Linked DNA regions of Homo sapiens: region 1 is linked to region 2. Evidence: chromatin loops called from intact Hi-C (ENCODE). Cell type or tissue: stomach. All regions are shown on one strand. Each heading gives the region's core, and the rest is flanking DNA. Links, peaks and the distances in the headings are about the cores only. Region 1 overlaps NFIB (nuclear factor I B). Region 2 overlaps NFIB (nuclear factor I B).

Region 1 (9,565 bases), core at 741-8,740, 51 kb after region 2:
TCAGCATCTTCTGTTGAAAATAAACAGCATATTTTTTCTTAAGCTCCCTTTTTGCCTCCCCTTGAACTCCACAGTCTTTTATAAATAGTAATAAGGAAATGTGGTTATGGGTATAATTGCCACAAGGCAATTGTACCCTAGAGGACTGATAGAATTTTCTTTTCTATATCGGAGGGCTGGGCTCCATCAAGAAGATCCATTTGCAAATAACTCAATTGGAAGAATAACAACAGTGTCTTTATTTTTATAGCAACTTTCCCTATAGAGATCACAGTACAGTGTGTTAGGGACATCCTATCAGATTCATTGTTCTAATACCCCAGTGGACTGGAATAAAGTTTTATTATAGCTTGTTTGAGACAGGAGAGTGAGACTGAGAAAGGTTAAGGGTCGTCCCTCAGATCCTAAGAAAGTCAGAAGGGGAAATGCAATGAAAAATCAAGGTTTTTCTATTACTCTGCAAGTTGTCAAGCTCTGCATTCCTTTCTGGTAATTGTAAAGGGTCAGAATAAAGCACAACCTATTTCGGGATTGCAAAGTAATGTAGATGAAAATGCCTCGAAAATAGCTAAGGTATTCTTGCTATCTTTATCATATTTAGTACAAATGGAAGGTAAGAAAGAGCCTTATTGTCAGTATCTAATTGTACCAATGTATATGAAATGGATTTTGCACATTCTTGATTGATTGGATTCAAACTGCCAAGTTGTCTTAATCATTAATAAAAGACAAATGGAAAATAACATTTATAATTCTGGATTTAAAGGAATTCCATACGATTTGACAACAAATTTTGAACAGATTAAGAAGCCAAAGATCAAAGTTACTCTGATTACATAAACGGCCTAAGAAAACACTTAATTAAGTAGTCTGATTTTTCTTTTTAAGGTTTTACTTGTAGACTCCATAGTTCTGAGGGTAGGAGTGATGAACTTAGGCTCTGTTTTTTTTTTTTTTTTTAAGTTAGAATAAGAGAATTGGGAGTAAAATTACTACTAATCTTTCAACCTGATTTCAAGGAGCCTTGGAGGACACATTCTGTGGGGAGTAGACACAATTAACTTGATGCTCCTAATTACTGTTGTTTGATTTGTGATTAAAGGTGGTATATTTTGGTGTAGCGCTTTTGGCTTCTCAGGTGTCCAGTGTGCTGCTGCTGGGGAGAGTAGGGGGTGGCAGCATTCCCTCCCTTAAACAGGAACCCCCTTCCGCAAACTAGAAGCTGAGATATCAGAAATAACCCACATTTAGTCAGACCTTGCCTTCTAATGAGAAAAAGTGAAAAATTAGGCAAAACATAAACACACGGCTTTTTAAAGCTCTCTTTGATTTTCAAAGTTCTAGAGTGGGTTCATATTTTTTCACTTTAACCCAAGCGAGTGAAGCTATCTTTCACTTATAGATCCTCCCTGAGTGCCTCATGGGAGGAGTAATGGCCTTGAGACTTTTATCTCATCATCACTGCACCTCTTGTTATGTCTTGATGCTTAATGAATGTTAAGCTGAAAACTAATCCAGGTAAACAGGTGAACGGAAAATTAAGTTCAACCAGCGTGAACATAGAAAAAAAAAATCCTTCATTTAGGAGCACCATTAGCACTGCCAATGGACTAAGGAGACACATGCTGTTCCCTACCAGGTGATTGGATCATATCAGCTAATTTATTCTATTTTTAATAATTGCTGGATGATATTAATAGGGAACTTTCAGTTATTATTTTATTATTATGCATTTTCTTTTGCAAAAAAAAAAGTTTAAAAAACATTTTCTTAAATACCCCACCCCCTTTTTCCTCCCAATGCCCTTACTAGATTCCTTTGTCTATGTTTGCAATGTCATTGTGTTTTTCATGGTGTGACATACATACCCTTAATGCCATAAAAGATTCCTGCTCTGTGAAAAGAAAGTTGAACAGTGTTGTCACTTTGAAAACACAGTGATAGCTTTGAATGGGAGTCTAATGTGAGGAGGAAGCTTTGGCTTTGGGATCCAGATTGCTGTAGCCAAACTTCCAAATTCAGATTTGGTCTGCAATCCTGGCTTCACTGCAGTCATTTATATCGACAGTGAATAAAGAAACCTAAATAAACAAGAATGAAGTGGCAACACAATAAAAGTCGTCTCATATGTGCTTTATACTTTCAAATAAAAATTAGAATTTATCATTTTCTTTGAGATTATTTCTCTGTTTCGTGTGCTCACAAAATTAGCTTGATGTTTTAACCCATCTTTATTTCATTAAAGTATTCCTTAGATATGGAGTTTTCTAAAAAATACAATATTTTGTCAATAAGATGGAAAATGACAAGCATTATTTCCTAAAAGCACCACAGGAGAGAGAAGCATTGTGCATTTATTAGGTAGTGACAGAGCTTTGCAGATGGATGAAGGAAGCTGTAACATCAAACCTTGCCATCTCTGGCGGTTTAAATTCTCTGTAGGTCAGTTCTACCAAAAGTTTTTTGTTTTTTGTTTTTTTTTAACTTCTTTTGCCAGTTGATTGGTCCTATGAAGTAAATTAATGGTTTCAGTTCAATTCTTGGGCACATAACCACCCCAGTTAGCATTCTCTGGGGACCTTATTGGCTTAAGCAAGCCTAGAAGAATAGGATTTCCTTCCAGGGTCAGGTATAGAACATTGTGGAGAAGCTTACGGGATCTCTTTCTCTTTTGTGAAAGAGAGAGAGAGAGAGAATGTGTGCTGGATTGAGGTGGTAGAGTGCACCTCCAATATTAAAAAATAATTTCCTAATACGTTATCTCAGTGTTATTTTGTTCTATCTTCTGTGAAATTGGTAAGTGGATATTTTGTGTAAATTGGCTCCAAACAGACCTTCAAATACATTGAAGGTGGAGCTTAGTTCTTTGCTGTCATCCCATTTCTAAGATAGTGCCTGTTTCAACCTATTTCTCAGCCAAATTATATCATAATTTGCTATCTGCTTAGTATAATGTATCTCATTTGTTTTATCTTGGCTTTAATTGAATTATCTATTCCTATGGCATAATTCTTAAATCATAGCATATACATATACAGTACATTGGAAGAACTGGGATAATTTTTATTTCTTCTTATTGTCTTTTTTCTTTTTTGACTGTAACTTAGAATGAAAGTTTAAGTTTCAAATAGTATGTGTGTAATAAAAAATTTGGTTAAAAGTTGGATTCGTTTTCCTATCTGGCTTTAGGCTCCCTGTCCCACCCATTCTACCTGCCATTACGAGAAAAAGTCAAGGGCTATTTCTGTCTTGTGGTCTCAGCATTATTCCTATGGTTTTTAGTGTCTGTGCAATATGTCTGCTGTCATATTTATGGAGATTGTCTCTTAGCTTACCTGTCACACTATAAGTTTCTCATTGGGGAAAGTAAAGGGTGGTGGGAAAACATAAAAAGTGAAAGTTATTGCTAGACTTACTTCATGGCCACTTTATGTCTATTTAGACTCCAACCCATTTTCTTTTTTCAGTAAATATTTATTGAATTAAATTCATAAATGTGCATTAGAAGTTTGCCTTATGTGGCATAGATTGACTAAAATACATTTCAGGCACAGGCTTAAAAAATAATAAACATGTATTTTCAGTTGAAATGATCTCTGTATGATGTTTGGTGGTGACTGTCACCAACTAGGAAAATAATGTTTTAAAAAGAGACATAAAATAAATCTTGGGGGTGGGGGTTCAAAATGATTGAGAGAGAGGATGTAGAGGGACATTGCATAGGGTGCAATGCTGGCAGCTAAGTGTGCACATCCATCACCAGTGTCATCCTGTTAGTTCTATCCAAAAAAAGTTGGCAACATGTGAATTGATGCTGTATGTTTTTCCGTTATGTCACTTGCCTCTAGCCGGGCTGTTATCTAGCACAGTTTAAAACATTAAGTATATTGGTACTGTTTGCATATGTGATTCTAAAGTTTTGGTACTGTGAGTTCATATATATCCCTGTGCGTATGAACATAAATATTTTTGTTTTCTCCTGTTCGTAGAGTGTTTTAGCAAAACACTATAGAGTGTTACTATTCTGATGGGAAAAATACTTTTGTCTTATTTTGTAATTTTTCTTATGTAAAATGCCTCATGTCCAGTGGGGACTTATGAACCATTTCCTAAAGGAAACAGAGTAATGTTGAAGTCATTTCTCTTTCCTGTTAGGGATTATTCTTACGTTGATGTATAGTGGTGCATATTTAAGAAAACCTTTTGATTATCCCCATGAGACTGTTAGTTATTCCGACAATTGATAAGCATTTCGAAGTTGTTTGTGGCATGAAATATAAGTAAATGTATCATATTTTACAAAAATAATCAAACTTATAATTGTTCCAGTCAAGGAGCATACAGTCATGTGTGAAGGAAAAACACATGCACAAGAAAAAACTTGTTAAAAATTGGTTAGAGAGACTAGGAGATGATAAAAAGAAGAAGTAAACTTGGATGGATGGGTAGGATTATCAGAAGACCTCCTGGAAGAGATATATTTAGAACATGGCATTGAGCATCTAGTTGCCTTTTTTAAAAACTTGATTATTTTTATGTATCAGTATGCATTACAAAAAACTTTGGGATACAGAATTTTGTACTTAGTACTGAATGGTGGCAGTGCTTTCTCATCTTTTTTTTAAAAGATGAGAATCATAACAAACACGTGAAATCTATTGGTTTTTAAAAAAGTTATTATATTTGTCTAATACTGCTTAATTCTATTACCTGACACGTATTTTAGAGTGACAGATATGCCAAATTCAAAAAAACAAATGTATCTGTCAGATTTGAGTAAAATAAACTACCAGATAGTCCAATAGGAGGAATTTCATGGGCAAGGCCAGTTACAGTAATGTTAGAATAGATGAAAAGCTGAATGGGCAGTGAGGTCACCCAGTCATTAGCATCAGTAGGAATCTACTACACAAATTGAGCTGGAGCTGCCTGAAGGGAGGGCATCACAGAGGGAGGAACTTGTTCAGTGGAAGCAAGAATCACAAGAGGAAAACTCACCACTGTTTGGAGACAAATGTCAAAGCAGAGGAGGGAAGGAATACCTCTCCTTCTCCTTTCTTCCCACCCTCCAAATTCCCAAACTCCTACCATTGCCTCCTGTTGGTTGGACCTAGCCTGAAGTCAATAGTTAATGGAGCTGGGAAAGGTGGTTTGCAGAAACAGAGTTCAGGATGGATCTGAGGACAAGTTACCGTTACAGGGCAATTCTAATTTTGGGGGTGGGTGGAGGGATGAGATTTAGGTAAGATTCAAAGCAATTGTTTGGGGCAGGGGAATTAAGTTTGCATAATATCATCCAAAGCTTTATCACACCAGTTTTTCTTACTGGTGTTGAGTTACTAATTTTTTAAATCCTATCTGAAAATTTAGTTTATACATTTCTGTCATGGCCTTGCTGTTAGATGGTTTTGCAAAATATCCATGAACAATCTTGTTAGTTAATTTTAGAATTTTAACATGCTTTAAATGTCAAGAAGAATTTGATCTTGTCTGATTAGAAGCAATCTTTAAGACCAAAAACAACAGGTGACAGGCTCAAATTATTCCTATGGCAATTAACTCTGACAAAGAATTGGATGATCCCTCCTTCCCCTTTTCCATCTTTTGGAGGTACCAAGAGTGGACAAGGAAAAGTTCAACTGGTCTTGTAACCAAGCACTATCTAGAACTTGGAAATAATGATGTGATTTCTTGTTTTTGTGTATGTGTTTGTTGGAGGTTGAGTATGCAGCATAGTTTGTTTTTTGATTGGATTGGAAGGCAATGTCAGTTTTGAAATGGCAGCATAATAATCAATTTGGAAAATTAAACATTAGCCATATGTAATGGTACGTGCAATGAAAATAATCTTTATGAGCATGGGAGATGAGTCTGCAGTAAAAAGCTTGAAGTTGGTCTGTGTTAAAATTTTGTCACATCTGGAAGGCATTGATGTCTAAGATTACATAGGTTTGATATCATTCAGGGTTAAGGCATATGGATGGGACATTATGCAGAACCTTGATTTTTTCATACTCTTTGGATTTGGCTTAGGCATTTTTGAATCATAAGGAATTGATTTGAATCTCTATTAAAGATAAAATGAGTAACAAGACAAAATGGGAGGAATTTTGAGCACCTGGTACATAGCTCTGCACCAGTATACTCTCAGTTCCCTTTTTTAAAATGGATATAGCAAGTGAACATGCCCGTCATCATTTATTTTCCCATTTCCCAAATAACCATAGTGATGAGTAGTAGATTTCATGGTGGGCTTCTGTTATTCTTTATTATTCTTGGTTAGAATTATCTGTATTTTTTTTATTTTTGTTTATTTTTTTCAAGATAGGGGCTCACTCTGTCACCGAGGCTGGAGTGCAGTGATGTAATCTCAGCTCACTGCAGCCTCAACCTCCAGGGCTCAGATGATCCTCCCACCTTAGCCTCTCGAGTAGTTGGGACTATAGGCACCCACCGCTATGCCCAGCTAATTATTGTATTTTTAGTAGAGGTGGAGTTTCACCATGTTGGCCAGGCTGGTCTCGAACTCCTGACCTCAGGTGATCCTCCCACTTCAGCCTCCCAAGTAGCTGGGACTACAGGCACCCACCACTACGCCCAGCTAATTATTGTATTTTTAGTAGAGATGGAATTTCATTATGTTGGCCAGGCTGGTCTTGAACTCCTGACCTCAGGTTATCCACCCACCTCAGCCTCCCATAGTGTTGGGATTAAAGGCATATGCCACCGTGCCTGGCCAGGATTATCTGTATTTTAAACTGTTCTCTTTAAGTGACTGTTTGAAAGAATATTGCCCCATAAAATGCCCCATCTTCATGTCTCTGTGAGCTTGTAAACTTTTCAAAGTTCTTTCAAACCCATTATTTCACTTATTAGAATATTCTTGACCTTCTCTTTTTACAAAAAGGAAAATCATGTCAGCTATTTTTTTGTTTTTATTTTATCAGTATAATTGAGTTCCTTTCTTTGCCTGCACAGTTTTAATTTGCAAGAGGAAATTACTGTCTCCTCATTTGTTTCCTCATTTTATCCCTTTTCAAAAATGTTGGTTCAATGATGCATTATTCAAGTAGTTTTATTCCTGGTATATTAACTTTTGCCTTGAAAACATGGGGACAGAAGTTCTTTGAACCACTTATCAAGGAACTGTTAGGACATTTAATACTATTATCTGCCACATCAGCAAGCTTCCTGTTCATCAGATGACTTATCTGATTTTTTTCCTCTAATATTTTGATAAAGTTATTTTATGAACAGAAGCAGTAATGAATACCCCACGTACAAATCTACTTTACCTTTGTAGAAAGTAGGCTATGCATCATCTTACTCTGTTATCCAGTTAATTGCTATGCATCTTGAGTTTAAATGTATACATTTATTTTTATATGAATATAGTATCACAGACTTAAGAGCCATAATTTAATAATAAAACAAGGACTGGTTATTAATCACATGTAAGTAACATAAGATATAAAAAACCCATCCAGTTTCTTCTCTCTAAGCTCACATAAGGATATAAACATAAACATTTTAATGATTTGGCAAAGTATCTTTTTAGCTAACATGATAGAGAAATCTGTATCCAATTTAAAAAATTTTTTAGGAACATATGCCTATGAAAAAATGAGCAATGAAAAAATAAGAATATGACTTTTTGGTCATTGAGTCAATCACTACATTTGTATTTGTAGAGAGGTTGTAGAAACTTAAAAATTAGAATATGTGTAGATAATAATCAAAAACTGAAAGTTATGATTGGTATTACTGGCAGTTTGTTTGTAATTTAAGGAAGATGAACTGTTTTAACTGCTACCAGTCATCATCTTGTTCTCTGTAAAACAGTGGTTAGTCATTCAACACATACTGATTGAGCATCTAGTATGTGCCAGGAATATGCTAGGGCAGTGAATAAGACTAACATGTTTCTTGACCCCATGGGTTTTAAAATGTAGCAGAAGAGTTGCACTCTAACCCAGCCCTTCAATTACCTGTGTTGTCAGCGTTTGCAAGGGGCAGTGCAACCAAGTAGGTGGGGATTTTTTTTTTTTTAGGAGGGGGAGGAGGAGTACTAATTAAACCTTAAAGAACATTAAATATATATATCTCATAGCCTTTTTCCACAAAAATACTTGTGCATATTTCACTGTTGTGTGAAATTATTTTTTTCCTAGTATTTCTAATTCCTTTGAAAACAACTAAGACTAAACTCTTACCTTTCATTAACTAGTTGCCACTGGGCAAGATGAAAACTGATTCGTGCGTGAAATGGTTTGCTTAGAGTCAGCGTGCTAGTGCTTGGCAGTTGCCGGATAGAGCCCAGAGTCCTGACTCTCCAGGCAGTTTGGAGAGAACATGTCCTGCTCCCTGAGAAGAAAGATTGCCAATGAAATATTAGAAAGTCTTATGTCTGATTTTAACCTAGATATATTAAGTGTTGGGAAAATACATGAAGTGACATAGCACAGAGGGGCCATGTGTACACAGGAGTGTTGTATGTGTGGGATTTAGAATAATGCGTGAAGACTCCAGGATAAACCAGATATGTAAGTCATGGTGCTAGGTAGTAACATAAATGCTGTTCAGGACTTTGGAGGTAAAACAGCACTTATTTTTCTATGCTTTCCTTTTAAGAGAAAAATTTAAGACTAATAGGATCATAAACATTGCATTTGTTTTATGTTGAAATTCTGCATTGATTTTTCGATTTGCCTTCATGATTATGTTCTTGAGTCTGATGACATTCTGGTTTTCATTTTCAGATTCTTATTTCACCAGCATTTTCTTTGCACTACATACCTTGTTGTAAAATGCAGGTTTCTTGGTTTCCAAGGGGAAAAAATGTATATTACATAGTATAGCTGAAATCCAAAATGTCTCCCAGATGGAAAAGAAAGAACATTCATCTCATCTTTTCCTACTGGATCTGGCTGGGTTTTGGAAAGGACTTTATTATTTTCATGTGGCAAACTGCGTTGGCAAATTGTTCCTCAAAGTACGCAGTGGCGTGTTCATCTAATATTATAAGATATGGGCAGCATTTATGAAAGATTATAAATCTTACAACCCTCTTCAGAAACTTAAAATACAGCTGGAAATGTTTTGCTTCCAACAAATATGCAATCTTCATAAAATTCGAAAAGAAATGTTTTGAATAAATAATGTTTTAGTTTATTTCTCTCTAGTGCGAGAGCTATTTCTTTTAGTCAAAATCGTGCCATAAAACTCTTCCCTCCTCTACATTAGCACCCTTGCCTCTGTATTTATATTATGCTGGTGCATTTAATGTATATTTTTAAGTATGCCAGATTGCTTTGCCTTGTTTTTAAAGATAGAAAACTGGATTTGCTCCCAGGGACTCTTTCCCTAACTCGACCAGTTTAAAAACTAAGCAAGGATTGAGTCAGTTAATTAATTTAAATAAGATTACAAATCAAAAACATATTATGCAATCTTGATTTAATTACCACATTTTATTTACTTAATTGAAAACACACTGTAGAAAGTCAGCAATCTTGACAATGACCAGTACGGTGTTTTTGCATTCTGTAGGTTAAAGCCTTCAAAA
Region 2 (9,565 bases), core at 1,198-9,197:
ATGGGAGAAAACAATTTCCCAAATCAAAGGATCACAAAAATGCACTTTAGCCTAGGCAACAGTGAGACGCAATCTTAAAAAAAAGTAGAATGAACAATTGTGGTGAATCATTTGGTGAAAAGGCACATGATGCTATAAGAGCATAAAACAAAGGGATCTTATAAATATGTGAGATTTCCGAGTAATACTATTTCTTGGTAATACTTAAGAAAAGAAAAAAGCTAAATCTTAGGTAGTATCTCATCTCCACCACTTACTATTTAAACTTGGGCAATTTGTTTAAGCTCTTTGACTCATAATTTGCTTATCAGTAAAGCAGAGATAATAATATCTACCCCCATCCTCAGTTTATGTAATTGGAAATACTAAATTTGAAATATTTAGTTGACGTACAGTGAGAATTTAATGAAAGGTATTTCTTATCACTAAGTTCTTATTTCAGTGGTCCTTTTGGTCACTGAAAGGTGTCAAATTCTTGCTGCTATTTGGTTTGTATATTAATTGCAAGTGTAAGAAACTGAAGTTATACAGACTGAAGTGAGAAAGGGAGATTATTCTCTGATGTAATTTAAAAGTCCAGTTTATCTGCAGGTACAGTTTGATTCAGGTGTTCAAATGATGTAACTGGGAATGTTTCTCTGATTCTCTTCCTATGCCATTCTCTTTGTTCCCTTACTTCTCGGGCAAAGAGGGTCTCTTTCCACAGTGAAGGCTTATATTCTATTAGCCAAGCAAACCCAGTGGGGAGGAAAATGTTCCCTTCCTCACTAGTCCCTGCAGACGTTCCTGGGCTGGATCTCCTTGGACTACCCCTGAACCTGTTGCTGAACTGGTGCTTTCTTCTCTTTGGCTATGCTTAAGTCTCCTGCCTGTTCTTGGAGAGGAGCTAGAGGAGGATCACGAGACACCCAAACTACATGATCTCAGAAAGTGGGGAAGAGTGGCTTCCCAGAGGAAAATTATTGTTATTACTAACAAAAAGTAATAGAGGCCGGGCGTGGTGGCTCATGCCTGTAATCCCAGGATTTGGGGAGGCTAAGGCAGGAGGACTGCTTGAGTTCAAGAGTTTGAGACCAGCCTGGACAACATAGTGAGATCCCATCCCCACAAAAAAATAAAAGATTAGTCCGACATGGTGGTGTATGCCTGTAATCCCAGCTACTCTGGAGGCTGAGGTGGGAGGATCACTTGAGCCTGGGAGACCAAGGCTACAGGAAGGAAGGAAGGAAGAAAGGAAGGAAGGGAGGGGAGGGGAGTGGAGGAGAGGGGAGGGCAGGGCAGTTTAGGTGGGAAGGAAGGAAGGGCAGTTTAGGTGGGAGGATTGCTAGGATGGAAGGAAGGGAGGAAAGAAGGAAAGAAAGAAAGAAGTAGAGCTGAGGTGGGAGGATTGCTGAGGCCAGGAGTTCAAGACCAGCCTGGGCAACATAGGGAGACCCCATCTCTACAAAAAAATTCAAAAGTTAGCTGGGCATGGTGGTGCATGCCTTTAGTCCCAGCTACTCAGGAGACTGAGGCAGGAGGATTGCTTGAGTCCAGGAGTTCAGAGTTACAGTGAGCTTTGATTATGCCGTTGTACTCCAGCCTGGGTGACAGGGAGAGACCCTGTCTCAAAAAAAAAAAAAAAGAAAAAAAGAAAAAATTAGTAGATACTGTGTAGACAACACCTAAACAAACAGGGCAGATATCTACTGTAGATTTTAAAAAATAATAAGAACACCCTGTTCCTGCTTTTAGTTTAGGTAGAAGTGAAACTGTTAATGAGGTGACATCAAAGCATGCAGAGTACCCACTAATTACTGAGTCTTGACTGTATGCCAAGCAGTGGGCCATGTACTTCTGTATTTTATTTCTGATCTTCACAGTGACCCTACAAGGTAAGTATTAAAATCTTGCTTTAATTTTATATCCAGTGAAATTATATAACTTTTTCATGGTTTTTCAGCTAGTCAGTGGTGGCGGTGGCCTTTGGATGCTTGATCATCCTTTTGCCCTGCAGTGGTGCCTGTGCAGTGTCAGATGGCCCTCCTGACCTGGAGCAGTGCAGAGACGTGCCATGTAGGCCTCCATGACTGGCACATTTTCCTGTGAGAAATGGAGTAGTCCTTTTTTCTAGGTCAGGGATTTGAAAGGCAGGACTTTAGAATCCTGTTCTGGGCATGGTCACTGCCTCTCCCTGCATTATTGGATGGCGCATGGAAGGCCTCCAACCATTAGCTGGATCTGTCTGTAAAATGGTGACAGTGTTAAGCTTTTGAGAGATTAATGAGTCTGTTTGTAAAGTTAAATACATTGTGCATCATACCAGAGACAGTCTCACCACTTAATTGTGGACTGTTCAAGTTCTCTTGACTATGGTATAAGTCCTAGTCAGCTTGGGTTGTCATAACAAAATACCATAGACTGGGTGGCTTAAATGGTAGAAATTTCTTTTCTCACAGTCCTGGAGGCTGGGAGTCTGAGATCAGGGAATTAGCATCATTGGATTCTGGTGAGGGCTCTCTTCGTGGTTTGCAGACAGCCACCTGCTTATTGTGTCTCAGAAAGCAGAGAGAGAGAGAGATATAGTGAAAGAAAGCAAGAGAGAGAGAGAGAGATCAGGCACATTGGCATCTCTTCTTTGTAGGGATACTAAACCCGTTTTAACAGGCCTTCAACTTTATGACCTCATTTAACCTTAATTACTTCCATAAAGACCCTGTCTCCAAATGCAGTTACACTGGGGATTGGGTCTTCAGCATATGCATTTTCAGGGACACAGTTCAGTCAATAGCAGGGTGATATTAGTGGTTTTCTGTGAACCACACATATACCTTGATATTTCACTCTAGCCTGTTAGCACTGTCAGTGGCACCAAATAAGAGGGTTTGGCATAGGATGTTTCCTAATATTTGCCTGTTAATTTGGGGGAAAGTAATTGGAAATTACTCACTGAAGTTCTCATTTACAGCAAAAGCTCTTCAAAAATGATATGGCAAACATATGGGCATTCACTCTACAAATCCATGTATGAGATGTGTGGAAATAGAGCTATCAACAAAGGGACTGAAGGCTCAGAGGAGGACACAATGCAGGGTTGATTAGGAAGGACTTCAGCAGAGTGAAATTAAACTTGATATCCCAGGGTAAATGGGATTTTGCAGGGTGAAGGGCAGAGAGGCATTTTGGTGGCTGGCTGGAGCACAGTCCTGTATGAAGGTGTAGTGACTTCCTGTACCTAAGACAAAGGGATGTGGAGAGCAGTGGGAGCTTCCTCCCATCTAATGGGTCGGAGTTTAGAATACCAGTGCCTTGCCAATGCAAGGTATTGGATTTTATCCTAGAGGCAGTGGAAAGCCCTTGAAGGTCTTATGGAAAAGGGAAAGTGTTAAAATTAGGTCTGGGTTTTAGACTGGCGAGTTTTAAGTGTAAACATGTTGATTAGAGAGCTTAGAGTCTAACCCACGCTGTCCCTGATATCTAGAATGCCTTTTCCTCTCTAATTCTCAGGAATTAGAGAGGAAAACCACACATTCCTGTTCATTGCACACATTTGTGCAACCACACATTCCTGTTCATTCTTCAAAACACTCCTCTAGAGTGATGGATATTTACAGTAAACTCATTTCTGACCTGTCTAGATGGAATAATCACTCCCTCCTCTGTCCCACTTTTATAATTTATGTGTACTTATTATTATTATCATTTTTCGAGACAGAGTCTCGCTCTGTCACCCAGGCTGGGGTGCAGTGGTGCGATCTCGGCTCACTGCAATGTCTGCCTCCCGGGTTCAAGCGATTCTCGTGCCTCAGCCTCCCAAGTAGCTGGGATTACAGATGTGCATTACAACGCCCTGCTGATTTTTCTATTTTTGGTAGAAATGGGGTTTTGCCATGTTGGCCAGGTTGGTCTTGAACTCCTGATCTCAAGTAATCCACCTGCCTTTGCCTCCCAAAGTGCTGGGATTACAGTCGTGAGCCACTGAGCCCGGCCATGTGTACTTATTATTGCTTGTATGACATTATAGTATAATCATGTGTTTACGTATCTCTCCCACTACTTGAAGAACCTTGAGAGCAAAAGGGTTGCATTTTTTTTGTTGCCGTTGGTTTTTTTTTTCTGTTTTGTTTTGTTCTGTCCTGGTTTGCATTCAGAGTATATGGTGCTTGGCATATCTTAGGTGTTCTTGTTTGTTGAACATAACCAAGCTAAGACTTCTGTGAAAGTCAGGAGAGCAGCAAGAAGGACATAGGAAAGCTTGTACTGGTAGGAATAGAAAGAAGGAGGCATATTATTATGGATGTAGGGAGAAGGAGTTGGGTGTGACTGTGATGTTTCTAATTTCGTCACCTGGGTAAATGTTAGTTTCCTTAACAGAGGCAGTGGAAGAACCACTGAGTTTGGAGGTGAGTTGTTCAGTTTTTTTCTTCTAGGTTGGGTAGGCATGACCCAAGTGTTGATGTCTGACAGGCAAATGAAAATACAGGTCTGAATTTAGCTGTTGTTATCCCAAACCTTTGAAGCCAAAGTTTGATTGAGGTTGCAGAGGGTGATAAAGAGAACCAGGGGAATGCTGACTTTTAGAAGAATTGGAGTTAATACAGGAGAATGATAGTGAGAAGTCAGATAAGTAGGAGGAGAATCCGGACACCCCAATGTCATGGAATCAGAGATGAGAAATTAGGCACATGCTGCACTAATCTAGGCTGATGTATGGCCAGAGACTTTTATCATGAAAGTACTGTGTAATAATAATAACAGTAGCAAGAACAACAATAATAGTATTTACTATTTTTTTAGTACTTATTGTGTTCCAGGCATTTTGCTCAATGTTTTTTCTACATATCCCATTTGTTTCAAACTTTGAGCCTATTATCTTTGTTTAAATAGATATACAAATTCAAATTCAGAGAGGTCAGTAATTTGTCTAAGGCCAACGGCTAATAAGTATTGGAACTGGGCATGGTTTGTGAACTTTGATATGCTGCAAAGTTACTAAGCAGTTATTTTATTTTTTGGTGGGGATCTGTCTATGGAGATTGTGGAGATTAAAGTTATCGGTAAAGCTTACTATACTCATTCCCATTAGCTCAGAAGAAATGTAATTCTTTCCTGCTTACATGGATGAGAAAGTATGTGGGTAAGTTTCATTCATTTTGAATGTCTCTCATTTAATCAGCAGATTCAGAATGTATTAGTGACTCCAATATATCTGACTGCACTGGTATATGGTATATATTTTAACTTTGTTTTCTACTATAAGGTCATTTAAAAACCATTCTGACCTATCATTTCCTCTACAAATTTCTTATGCTTATGTTGTACAAACTGAATTTTTATATAATAGAGAGGATTATTTAAATAGGAAAGAGAATCCTGAATATCTTTAAGCACTTACTTTGTTTAGTGCTTCTATGTGGAGTTGCATGCTTAAAAGAGACATACACAATAGCCATTCTTGAAAATATTTGCTCATAATTGCTACACCCTTATGGATGTGTTTTCATATATAATTCAGGAAAGAAAAATTATTGCGTATGATAGATTAGTATTACCACATAATAGTACTGATTTGTGTGTCCTATTTTAGTGCATTGCTAATTCTCACGTGATAACTACAGTATACGGTAATTTCCATGAAACCAGACAGTTTAATTCTGCTACCAATGTCATTTTAATGCAGTTGCAGCCATATCTGTGGCTTCAGCTAGCCCTTGTGCAGGAAACCCTCCAGCAGCAAGGATCCTGGCTTGAGCTCACTCAGTCATTTTACTCCCACATGATGTCATGCAGCTTAGGGTTTCCTGGTCTTTGAGTGGATGAACATTTCTGCCTTTTAGGCTATCTGAGACGAGGTTGGGATTTCTTAGGACGAACTTTTACGAAGAAAAATGCTGAGAAAAAAATGAAATACAATAAGATACCATAAAAAAATGGATGAGCACAGGTTTTTGTTTTTGTACTTTTTTTTTAAAAAATACCCAATTAGGTAAATCTAACCATAGGTTGACTTTCTGGCTGGACTTGAAAACTCATTTATTTCCAGTTTGTCTTCCCTCATGAAACACAATAAAACAAAACAATTCCACCCCCAAACCTGCTCCTCTTCTAGATTCTCAAGGGACTTAGGAATCGGGGTAGAAGAAAATGGTCAAGACAGCCCACCTGATTTATTTCTCTTACTTATCCAGATTTGTTTTGGAATCACATGCCAGCTTCTCCACCTTCAAATGCCTTATGATGCAGAATATTATATATTTTTTGAGAAGGTAATATAAGTTGCTTTTTCTTCTCTTTCAAATAATTAGTTATCTTTTTTCCACTTCATATGCTAGAAGTAAAACAATAAAGAAACCTCTGGGAATTTTCATTAAGTGATTGGTTTTCATATATTCTGTCTTTCTAAGGAGGGAGGGAAGGAATGTCATTTAAATTTTTAAACTCTAGTCTTGATGACTAAAATGTTCTCAAACTTGGTTAAATCAGCTATCTCTTTACATAACTATTGGATTTCTTTCAGGGGGCTGTTTCCTTACCGACATACTGTACAAATAAATGCAGTTTAATATAGATATATCTTGATGTGTTTAGATTTGGTAAACCCTCTTATCTTTCAAACATGCATCATTTATTTAAAATGCATAGGCATATGTTCAGAACAAAGTTATTTTCAGTACATATATATTCATTAGCCTGTGTGTGAAAGTACATTTCAAATCACAACCATTTCAATATTTGTTTTTCTTTCCAAACTTTCTTTTCTCTCCATCTTGGTTTAATTGAACCCTAGACCTGAACTCTTTAAAGCATTCCTATGGAGCCAGGGTACATTTGAATGTCTTTGACTGATATAAAATAATTGCTTTGTTGATCATATACCCATGCATGATAAGATATGCATAAGAAGAAATCTGGTACAGAAGTATAAATAATACTTATCTTTAAGCCAGCATCTGTCATCTGCTTCAGCAGACAGTGCTTGCTTTCTTCCTAGCACAAAAAGGCCTGAAAGATTTATGGAGCAGCTTTGTTTGTGCTCTGTGATGCTTAATCAATTTTTATTAAATTCTAAAGTAAAACTTGGCTTTCACTTCAGTGACATCTCTGATGTATAGAACAAGGGGAGAGATCATGATGCCCTGAAAAAGTTAGGCATGGGTGATCTAAATCCCCAATCTGTTTCTTCCTGCAGGACTTCTTGCAATAACTTTTGTAAGTCTGAAGGAATCCTTGTAGGTTTGCAATGGAAAAAGCAAATACAGCCCAAACTTTAGACTTTTCAAACTTCTAGAGAGTGGATATTTGTAATTTGTTTTTTAATACTCATGCATATTTCCATATGTGGGAAAAAACACATAAATTCTTTCAATGTGCAGATAATGTGCTCATTTTGCATTCAGAATCATCTGAAAAATAAAGACTCACTAGTTATGTTTACAGAGAATCTTAAAACTTTTGGTAATTGAGGTTTAACATATTAAATATCTGATAGACATGTGGACTCTGTCGCCTTTTGCTGGCTGGTTTGCCTTATAGGCTTAACTTCTGGAATTTTTTTTGCCTTTTCAAACAAATTCTTCTGGTTGAATATCAGCATATGGTAGGAGGCTCACTCTGAGACAGGATAATTTATAAATGACCATTTCTTGTCTTGTGATCTTATGTATATAAAGAATCTAGAGTCATGAGTCAAATTGGGATTTTTGTTCAGGAAAAAGGTTAAAAAATTAGACATACAATTGGCTTTCTTTGATTCTGTGTCTATAAGGAGAGGAAGAATGGGATTTAATTTAAAATATATTTCTGCATTGAATACTGATATTTCTGTTTTTGAATTTGCTTTTTTTTAACATCTGGTACACACCAGACTAACCTGTACATATTATTCCTTTGGAAGCATATGGTTGTGGGCCCTGATCCAAAAGTAGCTTATGTATCTACATTTCAGAGTGTAAAGTTTCTTGAAGAAAGGTGGGGAGGGAACAACTATGAGATATGTTGTTAATTATTGTTTATTTTCTAGGAAATATGGCAAGCTGTAAACTTAAGATGACAATATCTGTTTTTTTTTGAATTATGTAATATGCTACTTTGGAGAAAGTCGATTAAAGAAAAATTTGGAAGCCAATTCTTACGTGCCCTAGGAAAATTAATAATTCATGCAGCTACTTCTGTCCTATCAGTCATCTTTTCACTGCCACATTTATACTTATGTATTATGAACTGCTGTTTTTTTAGTTATAAATGCCACAGGTAGATATGGATGTTGATACTGATATAGTCTATTTATCTACTTATTACCTAAACCTTGATGCATATTCTTGTATTTACTTAGCCTTGGTAATGGCCTGGTCCGTTATGCATACATAACTATTGAGGCAGTTTTTGAGGTTCTGGAATTATTCAAAAGACCTGGCCAGAAATGGTTAAATGGCAGGTAATTGCCGAATACATTTGCCCCTCATTTGCCTAAAAGGTATTCGGTGCCTGAGTGTATTCTTGCCATGTGCTTTCTTTCTCAGCTGCGGCTGATTCAGAAAGACCCATTGGAATTACTGTGAGAGTAGAGAAGAAACCCTGAATTACCAAAATGAAGACAGCCCTGCTCAACTTGATATGCAAATAAGCTTTGAGGATACAGTTTAGTTGGTCCTGGCTTTCTAACCTCAGAGCTCCATCTTACGCTGTCACTTGCCAATGCTACTTCATTGTGATACTTGCAGCCTACAAAGCTAGAGAGTTTGTCTGCTTTCTGTGGAGTAATTTTGAGTAGATGAACTGAGGCTTGGGAGAGTTTGCCAAATGAGGTGGTGATGATGGCTAAAGAGACTTGGACTTAGGGAGTGCTTTCTGGCAGAAGTACAACGCAGACGGTATCATGTTTTTGACCATGGTACTTTAGACATGCTGCCAAGTGTTTGTAACGAGATAGGGCTGTTACTATACTTTGCTTTTAACTTTACTTTTGCATACAGTACATCGTTCTTGTTTTATAAACTGTGTCGCATACTTTTTGTACCTCTATAAACAAGTGAAGCTGTTGAGTTTTTGGATAAAGTTTGAAGCAGTCTTGTGTTGCTTCTTCTTTGCTTTATGCTCCAAGTTGAGAGCTGAATAGTAAGATCTTTTTTCACACCATTTATAATGCGATGCACATTTTGAAGGCAATTTAAATTCTTTTGGCTCCCCAGCCATATGCTTCAAAATGGAAGCATTATGCATGTCTGAATAGGGGACTAGGTAGGAAATTGGAGTATAAAGATATATGGCAGGATATATAGTAGGGTAATATTATCTATTGAGAGAGAGGGAGAGAAAGAGAGAGGGAGAGAGGGAGAGATGGGGACAGAGAGATTAATTTCACTCTCTAGGAATTTTTCCAAACTTTAGGCCCAATTTTGCTGAAGAAAATTTAAAATGTTTCCATAGGCTACACAGGAACTTTTATGTATGCAATTTATATATTTAATGAAATTTTGGAACTTGACCAGTGTATTATTTGAGAAATTGGCAATATAGTCAAGAGTAATGGACTTTAAGGTATAATTTTTAATGGAAGGACAAAACTAATATAAGTGGAAACCATATT

Evidence for each region. Hi-C counts contacts between places; a loop is a spot of excess contacts. Peaks named below come from ENCODE experiments on the same cell type or tissue, not always from the same donor. Only the 100,000 strongest peaks of a DNase experiment are listed, where the experiment ranks them.
Region 1: a loop joins it to region 2, with 2.8 times the contacts of the local background. A loop is called at or near these places in 5 of 110 quality-filtered maps.

Annotation. Positions count from the first base shown.
Region 1 is chr9:14,188,084-14,197,648 of GRCh38, reverse strand. The region is part of intron 2 of NFIB (nuclear factor I B); the gene reads left to right. Among named protein-coding and RNA genes, the nearest start is that of NFIB, 120 kb to the left of the region's middle. In stomach, for the core only: no CTCF peak of the experiment used is centred there; a DNase peak (open chromatin) is centred at 3,798.
Region 2 is chr9:14,239,995-14,249,559 of GRCh38, reverse strand. All of the region lies in intron 2 of NFIB (nuclear factor I B), which reads left to right. Among named protein-coding and RNA genes, the nearest start is that of NFIB, 69 kb to the left of the region's middle. In stomach, for the core only: no CTCF peak of the experiment used is centred there; no DNase peak of the experiment used is centred there; H3K27ac peaks cover 246 bases.